2 separate regions of the Homo sapiens genome follow, and region 1 is linked to region 2. Evidence: chromatin contacts called from ENCODE Hi-C or POLR2A ChIA-PET data. All regions are on one chromosome and are shown on one strand. The core of a region is the stretch at or near the end of the contact, and the rest is flanking DNA. Distances in the headings are between cores, read along the strand shown. Region 1 holds the start of ZNF717 (zinc finger protein 717). Region 2 holds the start of LINC00960 (long intergenic non-protein coding RNA 960).

What was found. Hi-C counts contacts between places; a loop is a spot of excess contacts on that map. ChIA-PET counts read pairs that join two places held with the same protein, here RNA polymerase II (POLR2A). Pooled maps may share reads with other maps.
Region 1: a map of PC-9 shows a loop between it and region 2 (14-fold over the local background). The contact joins the promoter of ZNF717 here to the promoter of LINC00960 in region 2. A Hi-C loop is called at or near these places in 1 of 168 maps with a recorded cell type or tissue (PC-9), 1 of 37 single-sample maps with no recorded cell type and 4 of 50 pooled maps. POLR2A ChIA-PET finds 5 or more read pairs at or near these places in 1 of 52 experiments (AG04449).

What each region holds. Positions count from the first base shown.
Region 1 is chr3:75,784,159-75,787,085 of GRCh38, reverse strand. ZNF717 (zinc finger protein 717) reads left to right here and starts at 1,537. Exons shown (of 5, transcript NM_001290208.3): 1 at 1,537-1,702. RefSeq lists an enhancer at 1,275-1,424.
Region 2 is chr3:75,670,488-75,673,635 of GRCh38, reverse strand. It overlaps LINC00960 (long intergenic non-protein coding RNA 960), which reads right to left and starts at 1,355. Exons shown (of 5, transcript NR_040005.1): 1 at 867-1,355; 2 at 398-442.

The sequences.
Region 1 (2,927 bases), core at 288-2,787, 110 kb before region 2:
TTACAGCCCTGCGTCCACTCCTGCAGGGCAGGGAGCCCTCCGTGGGTTGTGCTCCCAGAGTAGCAGCCTGGGGGTGGCTTGCAGTCATTTTTATAATTCACTTTTAATGGCATGCTAATTAAGGGGCGGGTTATTCAGAAATAGCTAGAAATGGGCAGTAACTTCCAGCTGTTTCCATGGCAAGGGGTGGGGACTTCCCGTGCTGCCGTGGCATTGGCAAACTGTCACGGCACTGGTGGAAGCGTCTTCTGGTGATCTGAGGCGTGAGGTGCTTTCGCTGCCTCTCCCAGTCTCCTGCGTGCCTCTTACCTGAAAGCCCTTCACACCCTCATCTGCCCACCTACAAACTTCACTGCCCTTTCACCCCAACCCCGTTTCACACGCACTCCCACATCAACCCTGAGCATTCAAGCTTGCGTTTCCCTGTTAGGAACCTCGGTGGTGGCCGGAGCTCTGAGAAACCCCTAGGCAGAAATCCTTGCCTAGTTTGTGGCAGAAATCAGGGAAGGAAAGGCAAAGTTCAGGTCTTTCTCACAATAAATAAATAAAGATAGCTAGATTTGATTGATTGGTGGATGGATGAAACGTGGGAGTTTATGGGCAAATATTTATCAGACACTGGAAGTGTAAGTTGTCACAAAGATTATGGAGTGCACCTGTCTTATGACCCTGTTATTTTATCCCAGTATATGCACTAGAGCATTTTTTGTAACTGTGTAAATTGAAGGCTTATAAATTAGTTTAGTGAGAGAAAAGATAACGGATTGGAAGAGAATTACCATATTCATTAGTTGTGTTTTTAAAATTTTAAAGTAAAATAGAGACATGATTTTTTTCATGCTTTCGAATGCATTTATAAAAAATAGACTTGAGGGCTGGGCGCAGTGGCTCACGCCTGTAATCCCAGCACTTTGGGAGGCCGAGGAGGGCGGATCACGAGGTCAAGAGTTCGAGACCAGCCTGACCAACATGGTGAAACCCCGTCTCTACTAAAAATACAAAAATTAGGTGAGTGTGGTGGCGCGCACCTGTAATCCCAGCTACTCAGGAGGCTGAGGCAGGAGAATCGCTTGAACCCGGGAAGCGGAGGTTGCAGTGAGCCGAGATCGCACCATTGCTCTCCAGCCTGGGTGACAGAGTGAGACTCCGTCTCAAAAAAAAAAAAAAAAAAAAAGTTACTCATTAATAGCATAGACCAATTGGCCTCTATTGAAATTTCTCCATTATTTTCACAATGTGCCAGGCTGTGAAACCAGGATTTAATAAAGAACCAGAATGCCACATCTGTGTCACCTGGGTAGGGACCAGTCCTGATCCATTAAGTCCGGGTCTCTGGGTAACTGGACTCACTGCTGGGCAAAACAGAATGTCCGGCTTGGGTTCCTAACCGGGGACCGCAGAGCCTCATGGGAAATGTAGTGTCACCTTCCAATGATGTTACCATCAAGGACCTTGGGAACCAGCTTTTCTCTCTGCGCATGCGCCGCCCCGCCCACTCCGCCATTTTCCTCCGGAAGTGCGGCACCCAGAGGCGGTCTTGTAGCTGGGCCAGCCTGGGGCTTGGTTCTATGTCCCTGCGGGTCGGTGCGAGGGCGAAGAGGAACCCGTGGGCCCGGGGGATCCCGGGGGGCCGGACCAGTGTTCCCCAGTTGTGGGAGCAGACGCGTGGGCGCATCGCGGGCGGGCAGGGCCTGAAGTGCAGGTGCAGGCCGCGGACCCTGGCGGGGGCTGGGAGGACAGGCGTGGGGTCCCGGCAGTGAAGCGGGTTCTAGAGGCGCAGGAGCGGGTAGGCGAGGCCGGTGGCCCTGGGCCCGGAGTCTGCAGGCCGCGCTCCTGTCCTGCCGCTGAGGGAGCCGGTTACCAACCCGCATGACGCTCAGTTTGCCCATCTGTCCCAGTGCGAACACACAGTTCTCGGGAGACGTTCCCCATTCCCAGAGGAGTAGTGCGAAACGCGTGCGCCTCGAGTCTTAAACTGGGCGTTTGTATTAGTTGGGTTTCCCGGTGTCTCTTTAGCAAGTGAAGTTTCTGGTTCCCTCCTTCACTGTGTGACCTGCCTAGTCCTCCTGGGTTGCGTTTACAGAAGTTTATACGAGACCTAGTTTCCAGGGAAGAACTCACTGATGCCGCGAGGGAGATGGGGTACTGGATGATGGTCTTCAGCCTTAAGGGTACTTCAGTCTTAACCGTGTGTTATAAGGTTTGAAAGGGAGGGTTCCCTATGAATAAGAAGCGCACTTGAAAGAACAGCCCTCTGGTCTAACCTCCCACTGGTGCTTCAGAGGAGGATAAAAGGTCACAGGTGAAGATCCCAGTTTTCCTCGCTCGGGAAATATTAATTCTACTCCCTAGAATGCACAAGATTTGCAAAGACTAGGTGACAGTGGTAGGTTTGGACGAACTTTCAGAAGGTTGAGGTGAATTCGGCTGAGAAGAACAGGCAAGGACCTAGGAAATATTCCTTATTTGAAGGGGCCTGAAAGTGTGGTCTGGGGTACAGGAGTGACCTGTCATACCTGAGAAGATTAAAATACTCTCCAAACACAGTCCCATTCCTTCAACCTTTCCTCGTTGTTTCCAGCGTTTGAGATATATTAAACCTAGTCCATCACCAAATTTAGCTTTAGCATTAGATTGTGAAGTTCTATCGATTGTATTTGATTTGTAATTTAAGACTTTCTCCCCCTACGTAATTTTGTTAAAAACATATTGAATTCTGTTCACTTAGGTGTAACAGTTAATACTTGCTGTTTAAGGAACTAATTAAACCTTACTGGCTTATAAAAAACAACCACCATTTTATTTGTTTGAAGTTCTGTGGATCTGCATTTTGGTGTGGTGGGTTCAGCTGGGTAGTTGATATATTTATGTTGCCTGGATCACAAAAGAGGCCTTGGTCACATGGTGGGTTGACTGAGCCTGGTTGG
Region 2 (3,148 bases), core at 106-2,605:
AGCCATTTAATAGCAGAATGGATCAAGCAGAAGAAATAGTGAGCTTGAAGACAGGCTATTTGAAAATACATAGAAGAGACAAAAGAAAAAGAATAAAAACAACAAATCATGCCTACAGGATCTAGAAAAATAGCCTCACAAAGACAGATCTAAGAGCTATTGGTTTTAAAGAAGATGTAGAGACAGAGGCAGGGGTAGAAAAATTTATTCAAAGGGATAATAACAGAAAACTTTCCAAACCTAGAGAAAGATATCCATATCCAACTACAAAAATGTTATAGGACATTAAGCAGATTTAACCCCAAAAAGACTATTTCAAAGCGTTCAGTAGATCCTCCAAAAGTCAAAGATAAGAAAAGTTCTAAAGGAAGAAAGAGAAAAGAAACAAGTAACATACCGGTGAGCTCCAACACGTCTGGCAGCCGACTTTACAGTGGAAGCCCTACCGGCCAGGAGAGAGAAGCAATAAATATTTAAAGTACTAAAGGAAAAAAACTTTTACCTTAGAATAGCATATACAGTGAAAGTGTTCTTCAAATAAAAAGAAATACTGACTTTTCCAGACAAACAAAAGCTGAAGTATTTTATGAATACCATGTCTGTCCTAAAGGAATGCTAAAGAGAGTACATTAATGAGCAATAAATGATCACCTAAAGGTAAAAAAATCCTCACTGCTAATAGGATACAAAACAAAACACAATATTATAACACTATAGCTGTGTGGTGTGCAAACTACTCTTATTCAAAGTAGGAATATTAAATAATATCCAATCAAAAGTAATAGCTACAACAACATTTCAAGACATAGCACAATAAAATATAAATAGAAACAACAAAAAGTTAAAAAGTGACGGGATGAGCATACCTGTCCTGAGCCGGCCGATGTGGTGGAAGCTCGGAGCTCGGGAGCCGGGGAAGCCCTGGAGCGTGGGCGGAAGGGAGGCCGCCCCGAGAGCCGGAAGCCTGGGCAAGGAATGGAGGCCTCGGGCGCCCCCCAGCAACAGCAGGGCGGCGCCACACTGGTCCTGCGCGAGGCTGGCCGCCGGCGACGGCGGGACGCTCTGGGAGGTCGGCGGAAAGCGCAGCGCCGCGACTGGCGGTGCTTAGGCTTAGAGGGGGAGAGCAGCCCGGCCACGGGCAAGCGGCTCCGGGGTGCCTGATCCCAGCCTCGCGGCCCCGGGTTGGTTATGACGCCTGGAATCAGGCGCGCGTATCTGGACCCGGCTCTTGGGCCAGCCAGGGGCCACTGCCATTGTCCACGTCCATACTACCCTGAACACGAGAGAAACCCAAGCGGCGGCCCGTGGGCACGCTCGGCGCCACTGCTCCCACCACAGGGACAGGCGCACTCGACAACTTTCAGGGCCCACAGCACCAAGAGGACAGGGAGGAGCCAACAAAGGAATGACGCTAGGAAACGCACGCCCAAAGCAACCAACCAATCCAAGTAAAAACACGTCTCAGGGCTCCGTTGGTTTTCCCGCGTGGGCGGCCCTGCCCTCCTGTTCTAGCCCGGCCCAGGCACCCTCCACCCTACCCTCGCCAAAGGGTCCCCTGTCTACCAGAGCAGAGCCTCCCTCTCCAAGGCTCTGTTGCTCCCCCTCTCTAGCTCCCTCACCCTCTCCCTTTCTCTACTTCCCTCTCCACCTTGCTCTCTCTCTCTCTCTCTCTCCCTCTCTCTCGCAGTTTCCCCGTCCCTCTCTGTCTCTCTCTCTCTCTCTGTCTCTCTCTCTCTCTCTCTCTCTCTCTCTCTCTCGCAGTTTCCCCGTCCCTCTCTGTCTCTCTCTCTATCGCTGTTTCTCTCTCTCCTTCCGTTTCTATCTCTCCATCCCTCTGTCCCTTGCTCTTCTTCAAGCTGTCTGTGTCTTTGTGTGTCTGCGTGTATGCTTGTGTTCCCGCGCGTGCGCCCGTATGTGTCTGTTTGGGAGTGGGTTTGCTAGTGATTGTGGTGGGGTGTGTCTGGATGTCCGTCAGTACCTTTGTCCTGGGATCAGGCTGCCAACTCTATTGCCAGCGCGTGGGTGTCATAGTTGCCGTGATAGTCTCACACACGCAGGTGTGTGGATCTCGTTCATTTTCATGTAGACAATGAGAGCGAAAGCACAGAGAAAAAGAAACGTCCCGTGCATCACGGCCTGAGGATGGATTCCTGTTTTCTGCAAAATGGGGAGTCTTCGATATAGCCTGTTTGAAAACTGGAAAGGAGAGCACCGACACGATGCTGGTCTTCCACGCATTCCTGGAAGTTTCTGGGTCCCCACAGAGCTCGGGAAACAGTCAACATGGTCACGCTTTCCGGGGGCGGCAGAGACTTGAGTAACAGGCACCTTTGCAGAGAGCAAAGAAACGTGGAATCCAGAATCACGCTTCACTTGGCCTGAGCGTGACTTCTGTGTGGATGGGACTATCCGCCTCGCGCTCTGTTGCAGGGCTAAACGTGGGGATATGTCATCTGTGAACCATGTGGATGAAAAACAGACAACCACCCGAGTCTCCGCTCATTGCTCTCTGGGGAATTCGCTCATTCCTTCGGAAACGGAATTCGTCTGAATCGCTCTGGGATGAAGTAACCCAGGCTGGCGATCCGGAGGGCCGCTGAGCTCCCCACCGGCCAACGGGGCTGTGGGCCCAGCACTTAGCCCGCACTGGGCACCCAACATTTTCCCGGATTGCTGGGTCCTGTTGGTTCTGGAGGCAGAAGACCGTTTTTCTGTCTGCCTTCGGTTCTCTGTTTCTTGCTCCTTTTGTCCCTCGGTCCATCCTGCCCTCTGTTCTTCCCTCCCTGCCCTGGTTTTTTCCTCCCTTTCTCCCTCTCTCCCTCTTCCTCTCCCTTCCAGGGTCCCTCCGTCCATCCATCCTTTCCTAGCTCCATCCTTCCGTCCCACTCTGTCTCCGTTCCTGTCCTCATCTCTGCCTGCCTTCCCTCTTGCCTGGAAAGGGCAGCACCCCGGTTTGCGCGGGGTCTCGGGTCTACATTTAGTTGCAAGGCGCTCCATGGTGCTGGCGAGGAGGCTGGTGGGACACGGGTTGGCAAGTGATAGTGAGAGAAGAGGCAGAGGAATCGAGCCGCAGAAAGGAGAACTGGCCTGGCTTCTGCCCCGACCCAGTGTTTCGCGGACTGAGGTCTCCGCCAACCCGACTGAAGAA